Linked DNA regions of Mus musculus: region 2 is linked to region 1. Evidence: chromatin loops called from intact Hi-C (ENCODE). Cell type or tissue: left cerebral cortex. All regions are shown on one strand.

Region 1 (8,000 bases):
TGAGAAGCCTGAATGTGTGTGTGTATGTGTGTGTGTGTGTGTGTGTGTGTGTGTGTGTGTGTGCGCGCGCGCGCGCGCGCGCGTGCGTGCGTGTTTGCCTGAGCGCGCGCGCGTGTGTGTGTTTCTTTTCTTAACATAAGTCATAAGAAGTTAGAAACCCCTGTGAAAGAAAAGAAGAGCTAGCAAGCTAGAGAGATAGCAACAATAAAGGATGTAATGCTGAAAGGAAGGTAAAGAGAGAATTGTATCAGCACTGCTCCCAGTGCAGCGGGCCACCTCCTTGCTTCCTCCAGTCAGAGATCGTGGCAGGACGCGTCTGTTTTCACCGTGTGCGAATAAACCTCGTGTGGCTGCTGATCCCCTGGCGGAGTCATTCTTTTTTCTTTTTGTCTTCTATTACAGAACCAGACACGCACCACTTCTTTCTCCAACTGGAGACTGTCTGCCAGCGAGGAGATCTCCTGCGCTGCAGGCTTGGGACACTTGAGGAAATGTGTTTCCAGTACGCCCTTGACACTCACCTCGATGGAGGTTCGCTTCTTGCGTTTGCGGCCTTGAGCAGCGATCTTGTCAATGCTGGTCGGGCTTCCTGTGGATGAATCAGCCTCCTCCAGCCACTTATTTAATAGCGGTTTCAGCTTGCACATGTTCTTGAAGCTCAGTTGTAAGGCCTCGAACCTGCAGATGGTAGTCTGCGAGAACACGTTGCCATACAGTGTGCCCAGTGCCAGCCCCACGTCGGCTTGCGTGAAGCCCAACTTGATTCTTCTTTGTTTGAATTGTTTGGCGAACTGTTCCAACTCATCAGAGGTTGGAGTCTCTTCATCAGAGTGGTCCTGGCAGTGGTGCGAGCCCAGCTCACCATGGTCTGGAGGCTCCCGGAGCACTGGATGCAGGCTCTGTGTGGAGGCAGCAGCTGGTGGTGGAGTGAGTCCCCCGTGCTCCAGCATACCGCTCACGGTGAAGCCTGGCTGCGAGTACACATTGAGGGGTTGGCCGCTGGACGTGATGGACGAGTTTGGAGCAGGGCTCGCTCCCCAGGCGTTCGGATGGTTAGTGTGCGGCGAGTGGTGGGCTACGTGCGGCGAGCGGTGATGGATGATTGCGCCCAGTTGCAGATCTTCGCGTCCCGGCTTCACGTCTTGCTGGTCCAGGGGGCTGGTGGCCAATGTGGAGGACCACGGGCCCCCGTCGCTAAGACTGGTCACCCAGTGATGCCCGAGGGGATGCCCATTGCTGGGAACTCCCTGCAAGTAGTCACTTTGGAGAAGTTTCTGAGGATTGCGGAAAGGACTTCCCTGCTGCATGCCCGCGGAGTCCGCATGGACAAGGGAGCTGGAACTGAGAATGCTGTAGGGATTCGAGGCAGCTGTGGCCATGGTCGATGAGGATCCTCTACTAGTTATAATGTGGCAAAGGGAGCAGCTTCAGCCTTTGACATCTATGGTGCGGGGGAACCAAAGCCGCTAGCGCGGGTTACCGGCACCCGCGGAGGCCAATCGCAGTGCGACTTGGCCTGGCCAGGCATAAACACAGCCAATGGTGGTGCGGGAGGCCGAGCTCGCTTTCCAAATTAGGCTGGCAAAGCTCGGGAGTTTCAGTGAGACCCAAGCAGGAAGTGAATCAATCTTTAGGCTCCATTGGCTGCCTAGCTCAGAGTGGCAGCGGCTCTTTTAGTTAACCCTTTCCCCCCTCCCGGAGACTACAAGGCTGTTAGTGGCAGAGAATAAATAGAAGGTAGATATTTGTATGGAGGGGCAGCGAGGAGGCTAACTTCAGTTTCAGGTCGCCTTTTAACTTATTTAAATTAAAACAAATAAATAAAACAAATTAAAATATCATTTTGATCTTAATGCATGAAAGAATTCCGGTTTAGTTAGCGTTTGGGTTAATGTGTGGACAGGGAAAATAAAAGGCATCTGCAAACTTTGAGCAAAGAGCGATGTCTTAGGTCAGAACCCCAAATAAAATTTCCATGATCCAATAAACGTTATCCCAGTATATGTTGCTCACTTATATTTCATTTATAAGAAATTAAAAAGCTTAAACGATACCCCCCCCTTTTTTTTCTTAAAATTTAGATTCAGTGTATGAAGGTTTTGGAATGTAAATCTTAAAGTGATCTTTGGAAGACTCAGTCAGTTTGAAGTTTGCTGGTTAATTGGAAACCTGGCTTTATCTTGGCTCCCCTGCCAGTTTCCATCAGAGGTCTCTCCACTATGCCAGGGGAGCTGCTTGCTGAAGCCCGCAGTCATCTTTCACGCTCACCCCGACACACTGAAAACCCACTCCCCCACTCCCAGTAGGCAGAAGGGAAGGCATTCATAACACCATGCCTGCCTAATGCTGCCCCTTGACAACTCTTTGAAACATTTGTATCCTGCTTCCTTGGCAGTGAGAAGGAAATATTGAGAATCATGCTTCCTCTACGAATTTCTGAAAATTTAGAGAATCAGAGAGGAGAAATGAGGAGAGAGGGAAGAGAAGAGCAGGGAGATGAAGGGGGTGGGGGAAAACTGGAAGAAATCCGGTGAGAGAGATCTTGGTGGCTAGACATCTTTTTCAACTCCTCCATCCCTCCACAACTGCCACAAAGCTTGAGTTAGCTTTCAGCCTTGGGGACCCAACTGTTTTTCAAATTTTGGTTAAAAGAAAGGCTTTTATGAGTCAGAGTAGACTAACTCCACTACCTTCACAGCCCCATGTAAAGGTGTTGTTGCTTGGAAGCAGAGTTAGGAGAAATGCAAAGATTTTAGAATTACACTAGCAGCTGGGAAAAAGCAAAACACACTACCCCACACCAAATTTGAAGTTTTAAAAATGCCCTTTTGTTTTGTAATTTTGGAGGCAACCTAGCTGTGTAATTATATTTGCTCTTACAGAAGACGGCATCAGAGTTCCCTTATTGGTTTGAAATTCCATTAAATATATTGCAAGAGCTCCTAGGTTAAGCTTGATTTAAATTTGCATACATTTTCATATATTTAGCTGAAATAAAAGAAGGCTTGCAGCTACCAGAAAGTCATTAAGGCATTAGTTTCTCTAAGAAGACAGATCTGAAGAAAATGCAAGAAAATGAGAAAAAAAAAATAAGAACAAGGTGAGCTTATTCTGCCATTCCTTTATATAGCTAAGGAGCATCTATTTCCTATGAAATTGGTGATTATTTTTATGACAGCATAAAGTAATAGGAGCGGAGATTGGTAAATGTAAATGGCGTTTCTTAGGGGAGAAAACCTTGCATCTGTTTGAAATCTTTCTTTTGCTCTTAAAGATAAACACTTAGTAATTACTGGCAGAGAGGATCTTTCGCCATCCTCCTTGCTCCCTCATTGAAATTGTAGGTTCATTTGCTGATGCCCTATTGTAAGGGCTTATCTGCTTTTAACCTAGAAATCGATTCATTCCCTCTGCCTCTCCCTCTCTCCCTCCCTCCCTTCCTTCCTCCCTCTCTCCCTCCCTCCCTTCCACCCTCTTGTCCTTCCCTCCCTCCCTCTAACACTCTGGTGCGCAGACACTCTCTCTCCATCTCTGTGTGTCTGTTTCTACCTCTCTTCTCTTTTCTGTGGAGGAATGAGGTAGGCTGTTTCTTACTGCTGAATGTATGCATAATCTTTTTACAAGAATGCAATCCAATTTGTGCCTGAGCTTATGCTTCTGAAGAAATAAGAACTCATTAAAATCAAACAAAAAGAAGTTTTCGGTGCTCGATTATGCTGCCTGTTTGGTGATCCGTTTGTTAGTATTTGTTGGGTCAGCTGAAAGGTCAGAGGAAATGTGTTGAAGAAATGTATGTGCAAAACTCTGATCATTATTATTGCCATGTTCTTGGTATGTTCCCCACCCCCACCCAGCAGCTGCTTTTGGGTGAAAGAATTGCTTATCTCAGACTGGCTGTTAAGAAGTTAAAGATAATTATCTGATAAATAATTTTGGTTAAAAGGGGGTCCTTTTCTAGTTTGGACTTGCAGGAATTTTTTGGATTCCACCTTCCTCTTAGTCATGGCCTTGCTTTGATAACTGGGTTTTGCTAGTAAAGCAAAAGTAGCTCAGACCATTAGTTCCAAGTCTGGAGGTAGGGGGAGGGTAGCAAAGAGGGGACATCTATACCCAGAAACAGATTTCTCACAGCCCTATGTTTTACTTTTTAATTTAACATAGATGTATATTAGGAACAGTAATCATCTTTCCTTTTTCTCTTCTTTTCCCCTGCTTATCCTCTTGCATCTTCTCTCCTTTCCTCTCCTCTCCCCTCTTCCTACTTCTCTCATTTAAAATTTTTTTATGAATATAGATCATGCCTATTGCATTAAGTGAAATCACTCCCTGTGACAACTGTAACAAAATCTTCGCTTGAATGTGAGGTATTTTGCTTTCTGAAGAAAATATCTACATGTAGTCAAATCTTGCTGTTCTAACTAATCTACTAGAGAGGTTTCCTTCGCCCTCTCCTGTCAGTCTAACTTCCCAAGTGTAACAGATGCTGCTCTCAAGAGCTCCTTTCTGTGGCTTCTCTTTATTCAGCCTTGCATATTTCTCCCCATGATCTGGGTTTCCATAGAGAGAGGAATAAAAGGGGGGACCATGGTCACAAATCCCCTGCCCCATGCAAAATAAAAGAGCCTCATTCAATAGACGACCCTGTCTGGACATGGGAGAAAAATAAGTCCAATCGAAGCTACTGTTGCAAAGAGCTGGTAACTTATTTTTCATAGACTGTAATTTGCCTTAAACTCCAAGTCACCCCTACCAAGCTTGCTCTCCCTGGCATCTGGGCTAAAGGCATATCTTGATATGCTCCTCATCGTGAAGTTCACTCTAGGTCCTCAGTCTGATTTCCCCATTCCCTCTAGAGCTAATGGTTTGAATAATATGACAATAGCTATCAAACCTACAGGGCTGGGGGAAGAAGCTAAAAGTCACTCTAGATAAGAACTGGGCTTTGAAGTAGAGGAACTGTAATAGTAGTGAATCCACTAGCTTTCTCCAGCAAGAGTGCAGAAGTTTCAATTCCTGGATCATGAAAGCACTGGGCAACATCTTCATTCCCTGTTGAGTTGTTTCACACTCCACTTTCCCACCCCACATTTTTCATACCCCTTCATTCTTCTCAATGAGGGCAATATAATTCTTTTGGAAAAGAAAGTCAGACTGGCTTGATTTACTTATACTTTTGTTTATTTTTAGCTTGGGAGTTTCTGATAGTTTTCCCTCCTCACAAAATTGAATGATGTAAGTTTCTGAATGTCACGGCAGAAGCTCAAGCCCTCTGTTTCCAAGCAAGGAAGGATTCACAAAAGAAATTAAGCAGATTAATGTAATTCAGGCTCCTGTAGAAGCATGCTAGCATGGCTGCAGCTGAGCAGCCTGCATCCAGACTGATTCTGAAAGCACCCCAGCCATAGTGATCATGACTCCTGCAGATTTAATATTTGAGTGTAGATTATTAAGGTTCTCATTATGTGTACAAATTGGTGAAGGGAGGAGAAAGGCTGTTGGGAGCTGAAGCTGGCAGAGGGTGGGGGTGGGGGGTTGGGAAAGGCGTCTAAAAGGCCAGATTTCATTGTGTGTAATATAGCATGAAGCTGCAGACAGTAGGACGTGGCACGTGGGCATGACCTCTAGACTGAAAACTTCACCTTCACCACAAGTTCACTTTGGAAGCAGGACAAGTTAGATCGGGTTTGCTAGGGACAAGTGTATCTTTTCTTTTTGAAAGCCAGGAGAACATAAAGAAGGGAACACAATTGAACAGCTTCTGAAAGCAGCAGAGAAAGAGGCATTTTCTCCCAGTATCTGTACATTGAGCTCATAAGACATTTTGGATTGGAGGCACAGCTACCCTTCAGAACAGCATACTCCTCACTGTCGCTCATCTTATGTGTCCCATTCTTTTCTTTCTTTCCTTTTTATCTGTCTTGTATTTTTCTTCTTTCTTCCCTTTCCATCTTTCTTTTTGTCTTTATATTCTTTCTTTAAAAAATATAGCAAGGTAAAATAAGAAGCTCACAATATTATGGATGATAATTTAAAATATAATAATTTAAACAGCATTGGTCATACCAAAGACTCAAATGCAATGAAGTTCATTTTAAAGGTTGTTGTTGTCTTTCCTTGAATGTGAAAAATCTTCAGATATAAAGGAGGAGGGAAAGGAATGTGTAGTAGCATACAGTAGAAATTGCAATAGAAACAGGTTAATGTACAAAACTATAATATTGCAATTTTATTATGAATACCACAATCTGTGAGAACTAGTTATTTGCTAGAAAAATTTAATGTTGATTGGGAAAATGCTCTGGAATTGTGTGGCTGAGGCATAGGCAGGATGGTTAGAATATTAGAAAGGACAATAGAGGCTTTGGCTGCTTAGGGAAAGGATGCTTGTTTCCACAGCTACATTACCCCAGATCTTGACCCAGTCTCAGTTTCTCCCCTGGGGTCACCTCTTTCCTTGGTTTTGCTATTGTCAGTACATGAATCTTGATCTTATGGGCTCTTGGGGAATGAACTCTAAGGAGACAAGATTCTGTAGTACTCAGCATGGCTATCACCCTCCCATCAGGTTTTGAGGTGTCTAAGAATAATTGCAGGGGGTTGGTTGTCAGTTACTTGTTTTGCACTGCTGACTGAGTAGAACCAGTTGACAGTTTTACAAAATACAGATCCAATACAGAATTACTATTCTATTTTTTATTTTATGTGGAGTCATAGAATGATTCTATACATAAATGGCAGCAATAGTTTTTGTTTTAATTCTATTAAACTCTAAAGTTAAAAAATGGTCGATATATTTAAATATGAAAAAAGTCTTTGTATCTGAATGGTAGATCAGAGGGCATAAAAGTTGATCTGTTATTTAACACTCTATGAAGTCATATTGGAAATATTCATACATGGCATCTAGGTGAACAATATGTGCTCTTTAAATAAGTAATTTTAGTGCTTAATTGACATCCAAATTGAAATTAATTTCTTTCTTCATAGAATTATTTATGTTTTAACATGTATTTTTGAAATAAATCTCTGGTTTCATCAGAGATCTCATGATATTTGTTCTTATACCCTGTTATTAGTGATTACTATATAGAATACTAGATATATGAAGTGACTAGAATTTCTCATACCTGAACACATTATAGTAATATAGGAAGGGTTGTTATATATAGAAATACTGACTCCTTATGAATGATCTTTTATTTTTTAGTAGATAATTTGGTAAATATGCAGGGTTCATCTACACTTTTGGAGTCACATGATGAGGAAAACCAAAAGATCAAATGTAGCCAGATGTTAGAATTGGTACATTTTAAAATTGCTGTTATAGAAAGAATGGGAACTGAACCATGTTAAGGGCTATGAGACCAACATATATATATATATATCTCACACAGAAGCATGTTTACGGAAGTTTTACACTTTGAAAGAAAGACATCTTGGGTGCTTCCACTTCTGTGAATGCTTTAAGAAGGACTTCTGGCTTTCTGGGTATTCTTAAAAGCACCATTTTCTGTACTGTTTCTTTCCACTGAGCTCACTTTGCTCTGACCTTCTGGGTTTGTGGAATCTTGGTCCTTTACTTCAGAAGTGGTTTATCCAATCTGATACTTGGTTTCCAATTCTTATGAACACATAAATTGGCCCAGAGTATGTATTTATACACGTACACATGTGAGCACATTTCTGTGCATGTATTTTATATTCAAAATTTTTACAGAGCCTCTTGTCAAGTGTAAGAGCTCACTCAATTGTCTATTAGAAGAACCTGGCACTCAGCAGATCTTCTTACTTCGTGAATTACTTCGGTTTAGCATGCTCTTTATTTTGGTGTTTTGGAAATTACAAGTCTATTTTCACCAACAAAAGGAGGGCTACAGCTAAAAGTAACCATAGAAAATTAATCCAAATAAGAGAAACATTCTAGGAAGTAACAGGGCCTGTCACTTCCTGGGGATCTTTGCTGTTAAACTGATGGAGTGAAATGACTTGGGCTGATCTTA
Region 2 (8,000 bases), 98 kb after region 1:
GTTAATCAAAGGAAGTGACAGTGAAATGGCATTCATGGCTTTTGGTAAATTTTTAATCATTATATATGCTCACACACAGAGCATCCTGTCAATGAAACTTAGGCTCTGTAAATACATTTTTATGAAATTTAATGACTATCTTGCTTTTTTCTTATTATATGGCTTTTTGTCTGTATTTTAACTCCAAATTAGAATTTTAAATGGAAAGAGTAGGAGTAGAAATTAAAATATGGATGTAGTATAACAATACCAAAATTATAGTTTTTTTCTATTAGAAAGGCCATACATTTTAGTAGAATATTAAAATAATATTTTATGTACTTATAATTTTAGGGGACAATAAGGAGGGAAACTGTATACGTTACTGCATAGATATTCTAGAAGTAGTGGCTATTTTCTGTGAGCAGAAATCTCCTTTAAGATGAGGTTGGTTAGTGTAAATAAAATGTGTCATTGCTGACAACAAATAGCATATCAAAGAAGGACTGAAAGTAGGTTGTGAGGTATGCACTCAGAAAAGATTTTAGTGGTTAAAATACCTACTAAATATTAATTTATCCCAATCTCATGGTCCTTTACCCCTTTCTGAATGGAAAGAAAAATTACATAACTAAGCATAAGTGAAGTGTATTTTTTTTAAAAATTCTCTTATATTAAATTTTTGTTCAAATCATTTTGATTGTTTAGTTTGAGAAAAAGGGCTAACATGAATGACTGATAAAATTGCTTAGGAGTGGGCTAGCATTATTTTAATTTTCAACTAGTTTTAGAGATTTTTTTGTGGTTGAGGGTGGAGATATTTTTCTTTCCCTGTTTCTACAAATATACTTGAAGGGGAAGAGGGGGAGGGGGGGGGGGGAGAAGAAAGAAAGGAGGAACGGAGGCAGGGAGGGAGGGATGGAGAAGGAGAGAAGAGAGAGGAGAGTGAGAGATATTATATTTTCATCTTGTTGATAATTACTAATACAGAAATTTAGAATAATTAATGAATTTTCCAGTTTCTCAAAGTAGTAGATCACTAGCACACATATTAATTTTGCAATGAGATCCTAACATAGATACCTGCAATGCAATTTATCTGAGGACACACTGGCCGGTCCTCATAAACTTAATCGGAATGTATTTGGGAACTTCGATTAAACATTCTTCGCTGTGAAACAAAGCGTGACTATTTCACTGTTGGGTCAGCCCTAAAACTTATGGAAAGAAAAAATATGATTTTTGCTTTAATGTTGTAATTTCTTTCTTGCAAAACTACATCATCTTTTAAAATTTTCTCCCCCTATGGCACAAAATGAAGACAGTGAGATGTGTAAAACTAAGATGGCCTTTTTAGAATTGGATTTCCTCCATATAAAATTCTTTCCTATGTTACCTGGAAGATACTGTCAAAATGCATAGTGTTTTGTAAATGGATACAGACATAGACACACATACATAAACGCACCAAAATAACTTAACATTTGTTAACTCAGCTCAATACCTCATCATGTTAGTTAAAAACAAAACAAAAACAGTTAAACATAAAAATTTTCCAGCTTTAAAAATTGTTCCTAACACAGCTGTGTAAATTATTTTTGTTCATATGAAGAAAAAATTGTTAAAAAAACTCCTTATTTTTAAGAAAATATATTAATTAGAATATCTTGTGTTAGAGTTTTAGCTAAGAAGATTAAAAACAAATCAAAGTTGTTTCTGCTTTTTTTTTTTAATAGTAACTACTTATTATATAAGTCAATTCTCAGGAGCTATGGGTAACTGAAAATGGAATTAAAAACTGGACAGGCAGGTCTTATCTGATAAGCAATAATCTAATATGCTCTAATAGGTGTTTTCATAATTTATGAGTCTTCACTACTTTAACTCTTAAAATGCATATGTGCGTAACTGAAATCACATAATTTCTATATTTGCCCTTTAGCCTACATAATAGAGCAAATAATATATCTTTCATAGAGTTATAGTGAATGATATATTAAGAAGATAGAGTTTTTAAATCCTATTTACTTGGGAAACTTTTATTATGTATCAAGCAGGGTCACAAATTGAAGCAATTATCCCCCAAATTGGAGGAGAGCTTCTGTATTGGTTATTTGTTGATTCTATAATAAGTGCTTGTGATTTGAGCCAGCTTCACTTTCATCTCTCATTTTCAAACAAAGTCTATCCAAAACAAACTTTTATTCCAATATAAAAAGTTAGAGTGTCTAAAACGTTGATTCCTTTTTAGAGCTGAGAGCTCACAGTTCTTACTGAAGCCTGTTAAGAGTATATAGTAAATACCCACTTCTCCATAAGGCAATAACCCCCTTCTAAGACTGTAGTGAGGGAAACTTAGCATAACATTTGTGAATATTATTTGCAGATGAAGAGATGTTATACAAATACTGGTCTTCATTTTCTTCATGCTAAGGTTTGTATTTGAAGAGACTCTACCATGAGCCCTTGCCCCGTGTAACATGATTTCTGAGAGTGACTCTTGGTTTTGTACTCCAGTTGTTGTCTCATCTGAGTTCCCTTGTGGTAAAATTAGGTATTTGCTATATGGCTGATGAGAATAATGGTTGCATGCCGTATTACCAAAGAAAAGTAAAGTTAGTCATTTTTTTCTATTTGGAAATAAAACTTACATTTGGTAACACCCAGATGCAGATTACGTGATCATGTTGCTATCATTACATTACATGGTTTCCCACACTCTTGTCCTTCTCACAATTTCATTTTAATTGCATTTGCAAATAAAAATGTAAATATGCATGAAATATTTTTCAGTTACCGAGAGAGGACTGATATGTTACAGAATGACATTTAGAAATATGCTTAAATTAAAAAAAATATATATATCTTGTGCCGGGCGTGGTGGCGCACGCCTTTAATCCCAGCACTCGGGAGGCAGAGGCAGGCAGATTTCTGAGTTCAAGGCCAGCCTGGTCTACAAAGTGAGTTCCAGGACAGCCAGGGCTATACAGAGAAACCCTGTCTCGAAAAACCAAATATATATATATATATATATATATATATATATATATATATATATATCTTGAGGAAATGCCTTAAGACAATAAAATCTATAGTTTGAAAAGTTGGCTGTGTTTTAATGCATGTGCATATCCTGAATTTTACTCTACTGAAGGAATTTTCAGGCTTCTTGGAGAGCTAAGGACAACATTTGATGGTGTGGAGGTTCTTTTGAAAATTCTGCTGGAAAACTTTTCTCATTGAACTGGTTAAATTTGGACAATAACTTCAAAAGGCAACACTACTGTCAAAAGAAACATATGGGACAGTATCTGAGGTCATTTCTTACACGTATCTAAAATTAATTTACAGTAAAATACCTACCTAACTATGGGCTAATCTCTTTTAAGAATTTCTGAACTGGAAAATGAGCTCACCAGCTTCCTGCTTCAAATTTCTCTTTGTAGAATTGATCAAGCGGAAGGATGAGTATTATCTGAAATGTAGATCTGGAGAAAGAACATTAACAGTAATGGCATTTCTTCACGGTGCTCAATTAGAAATATGAGTGTAGCAAGAATGTTTGGCTAGGAGATGCCTTCACTTACAACAGTCTGTCCTCAGTGGGGTCATAAGAAGGTCAGATGTTGTGCCACCTTAGGACAGTTAGCAAAATCTAAAGCCTTCTCTTAAACTTCTTGTCTGCTTTTATTTTCTTCTATATTGGTTTCTACTTGGCAAAAGTCCAAAGTGCTAATTCCATAAGTTGAAGGTCCTTAAAGTGGATGATGAAATGTATCTTGACTACCAGTGGCTGATTAATTTGCCACTAGGGGTAGGCAAAGGACAAGAAACACTCATATTTTTTTTTCTCAAATTAAAAAGAAACAACTAGGGCTTCTAGGCTGAAGATCGATTGCAATTAAATTTATGCTTTTAAAAGAATGAGAGAGAGAGAGAGAGATTTTGTATAAAATACTCAATGTTCTGTTTGCTGCAATTTAACTTATAATTTTCCAATGCAAAATAATAGGTTTTATTATATTTATCATATCATTTGAATAATATTATAAATGCTGAAATAACTTTTGTTTTTCACTTATTACTTTCCGAACTATGACACAGATATTTTGCATAAGAAAACATTGTTTTCCATATACTAATGATACACGATGTATCAGTAATGCAAATGAAATTTTATCAAATATATGTGACTAGGAGGTTACCTGCTTATACATTATCATATTAATTAGAAATTAATAAATACAGTATTAGTAAAGGATGTAGGCTAGTCAAGATATTTAATCAACAGGTAATTTCAAATAGTTATGAAGGTATGCAAATAGTAAGCAATTTTTAACATCATTTATAGTCTGGGCTGGTTACATATACAAAAGTAAATGGTAATGGAAGAAATAGAAGGGTGAGGCCCAAGTGAAAAGGACTTGTAGTTGCCCTGCCCTGTAGCTCTGTTCACTACATTATGGAGAAGTATAGAGTAAAGTATACTCTTTGTCCTATCTTTGGCTACCTGTCATCTTGACGTTTACTCATGAACCACTCGTAAACAAAGGAATTAAAAACTTTGTAATTCAAATTTTAACCTGTGTACCTCTTATGAATTTAGTCTTTGTTCCACAGAATTATAGAACATTAAGAGTTATTAATTAATTCATCTTTCCATTACGGGAATGTATGTTTCAGTATACTTATTTAGGAGTCTCATAGTTTCAACTTAGACACCATATGCAGGAACTAATGTGTCTTTTGAAAAGCATTATTTTTTACAATGTTTGTTTTATTTATGTATGTGTTCACTTGTGTATGTGTGTCTGAGTATATATACACGTGAATGTATGCTTATAACCGTGATGTGTAAAAAGGGGGACATCTGGTCTTTTGAAACTGGAGATACAAGCATTTGTGGGATTCCTAGCTTCCTATCTGAATGTTGGGATCCAAACATATAGCACAGCAAATGCTCCATTGTATTTTAATTTTTTCATGTAATTCTGACCACATTCCCCCACACACAACCCTCCCACATCCACCTCCCCTTCTCAAGTGCTCTTAACTGATATGCCACCTCTCCAGCTCATACCTACTTTCATAGAAACATTCATGGAAATAGTATTTCAATGGTATTTGGATGTTTTCCACTCTACTTTATAACTATAATTTCATTTTCTAGAGGCCGACATAGAACACATTTCCCAATTCATATGTCAATATTGTTAGAATGAACAAAATGTAATCATTTTCTTTCTATCTTCCAGTATTTCTTGGTACTTATTTGTGATGATTTCAGATACTTATCAGCCCATAGGCTCATGCTACATAGTGTCCAATGAGTTAACATTTGCCTTAAAATGAAACACAAATTTGGACTGATGTTTACTTAAATACAAAATGGAGGTATGAAGTGTTATACTATGGCCTCTTCTGTATTGAGTGAATATCTTATTTGCCTATCTACTACCTGCTTTTTTATATTTGCATAATCTTAAAACTTTTTCTTTTAAATAAATTATAATTAAATTTAGCATATAACTGTACAATTCATTTTTCCCTGGTTATTAGTAAAGAAGTGAGTTTTTTCTTGCTTTGTTTCAACTTATCATTTTGGTATAAGCTTTAATAGTTTGCTTTAACTTTTACAAATTCTATTGGCATATATTATGCAAAATGATTCGTTTTATTATGAGATTTTCATAATGATTACAATGTACTTTTTCTTTTTTCCATTCCCATTCTCACTGGTTCTCTTCCTCTTCCTGAATAGTTTCTTTTCTAATTTGAATATATTATCCTCCATATGTAAGAAAATATGCAATATTTGTCTTTCTGGATCTGATTTACTTTTCTTAACACACTTTTCTGCTCAATTAACTTTCCTAAAAATGATATATTTCTAACTCTGTTTATTACTTTTAAAAGCACACACACACACACACACACACACACACACATTTTCTTAACCCATGCATCTGTGTATATAATCAAGAATTATAGACGTAGTTAGATCAGGTCCTACTTTATTTTTTAGGAATTTATTATCCATTAGTTGATGAATAATCCTCTAGTTTATCTTTTAAAATTACGTGCATGTGATTGTTTCAACAGGTTGATATGGGTTCATTAACTCATGTCCTTTTAATGATTATATACCTGACTATATACTCCCGATTATGTGCCTAAAAGCATCCAAGTCAGCATACAATAAAGATAACTGTACACCCATGTTTACTAGCATTCACCATACCTGTTATAGAATCAACTTAGGTAGAATCAACAAATGGATCAAATAAACCTAGGTACCACCTACAGAGAAATAGATTAAGAAAGTGTGTGTGTGTATGCCTTTCATTATTTAGCAATGTTTAAACTCATTTAAATGTATAAATTGCCTTCTCTCTCTCATTCAGGAGAATAATATGGAAAACTATGAAGTACTTTGCTAACGTACAGCTGCATTGTGGTTACAGTACCCACTCATTAATTCAGCAGTAATTTGTTGAACATCTTCTAGACAAGTGTTTACTATTGCACATAAAGCACTCACAGACTTATACAAAAAGAATTAAAATATAATTCAATAAATGCTTACTTACATTTTAAAAAGTAATGCTTAGGATATATTTCTGGATCAAGGGAAGGTGGAGCTATTTATAATTTATGAAAAGAAATGAAATGATTATTAATGAGTATATGGTCCCTTCATAAAGGAGGTATGCTTAATTTTAAAGTTTATTAAAGAACCCTTGATAAATTTTTATACTTATTTCAACTTGAGTTAGCAGTGTAAGTTATTAGATGAATGTTTCTGTCAGAAGAATCACTCGACTCTCTCAAAATTTAGGTTATGCTAAATCAGATTGGCAGGTCTACTGTCTGGGAATGTAGAGACACAGTATTTTCTACTCCTGTTCAAAAAATATAGCAAGTTTTCCCATTAAATTTGGGAAGACTAGCTACTTTAGGACTTTGCTTTTCCATTAAAGCCAGGGAGCATTTCCTTTTCTTCACGGGTCATTAACATCATAAGGGATCACTTTAACAAAAATCTACATTTTTAAAATTTTGGCTTCCTCTCAGAACTCTACTGCTTCTCAGAGGGGGCTCTGGGCTTTTGTTGTTCTGAATATTTTAAACACTTCTGAAAAGACTGAACAGAGCAATTTAAAAACACAGCTATAGTGTGTTTTCCTCAAACATGCATAAAATCTTTACAAATTAAGCATGTGTATGCACAGTGTTAAAACATCTGCTCAGTTCTGTCTTAGTTGTCCTTCTGTTACATAGGTATAGTGGTCATGTGCCCCCAGTTTTCCGGGACAACTCTAATGTAAACTATTTAGTGTTATTGTTCCTAAAACTAAAATTACATCCACAGGAGAATTTGCCTAATTTCAACTTGGGAATTTGTATTTATTGAGTGCTGATAAAGTTTTACGTTGATAGGGTAGAGAGCTGGCTTCATGCTTAAGAGTTCATAGCACTCTAGCAGAGGACTCGAGTTTAGTCTTCCACATTCATGTCAGTTACAGTGGGTCTGATGTCTACTTCAAGCTTCATCTTCACTTCTGTGCACCTACTCCCACAACACCCCCCCCCCCCCACACACACACATACAGAAAGAAACAAATAAAATCTAAATAAATCTTAGAACAAATAAATGAAGCAGATACTTTGATTCCATATCCACAATATGTTGCTTCTTTTTAGGGCTCTTTCCTTAACCTAATCCATGTTATAAGAACTCATGTAAAGATGTTGAAAAAGTTATTTTGGAACATTAAAGTTTTTAGATTCACTATGAGCAAAAACTGTAGCTAAAGATTTCTATTTCAGATATCAAATGTAAAAAGCAATGGCAAATCCACAGTAACTTCTTCAGACTCCACAAACCTATATTGAGGTACATAGAAATATCAATTATTGAACATGTTCTGTATATGTAAGAAGTAGCTCCTTTCCTTTTATGATGTAAAGATGTTATTAACACCTATCCCACAAGTTGTTTTGAAGTAACATAATTATAA

Evidence for each region. Hi-C counts contacts between places; a loop is a spot of excess contacts. Peaks named below come from ENCODE experiments on the same cell type or tissue, not always from the same donor. Only the 100,000 strongest peaks of a DNase experiment are listed, where the experiment ranks them.
Region 2: a loop joins it to region 1, with 2.3 times the contacts of the local background. A loop is called at or near these places in 2 of 42 quality-filtered maps.

Annotation. Positions count from the first base shown.
Region 1 is chrX:110,807,844-110,815,843 of GRCm38, reverse strand. It overlaps Pou3f4 (POU domain, class 3, transcription factor 4), which reads right to left and starts at 1,465. Exons shown (of 1, transcript NM_008901.2): 1 at 1-1,465. The coding sequence starts at 1,379. The coding sequence ends at 294. In left cerebral cortex, no CTCF peak of the experiment used is centred here; DNase peaks (open chromatin) are centred at 802, 1,541, 2,310, 4,548 and 2 more places; H3K4me3 peaks cover 2,106 bases; H3K27ac peaks cover 215 bases.
Region 2 is chrX:110,710,121-110,718,120 of GRCm38, reverse strand. No RefSeq gene overlaps it. Among named protein-coding and RNA genes, the nearest start is that of Gm26108, 91 kb to the right of the region's middle. In left cerebral cortex, no CTCF peak of the experiment used is centred here; no DNase peak of the experiment used is centred here.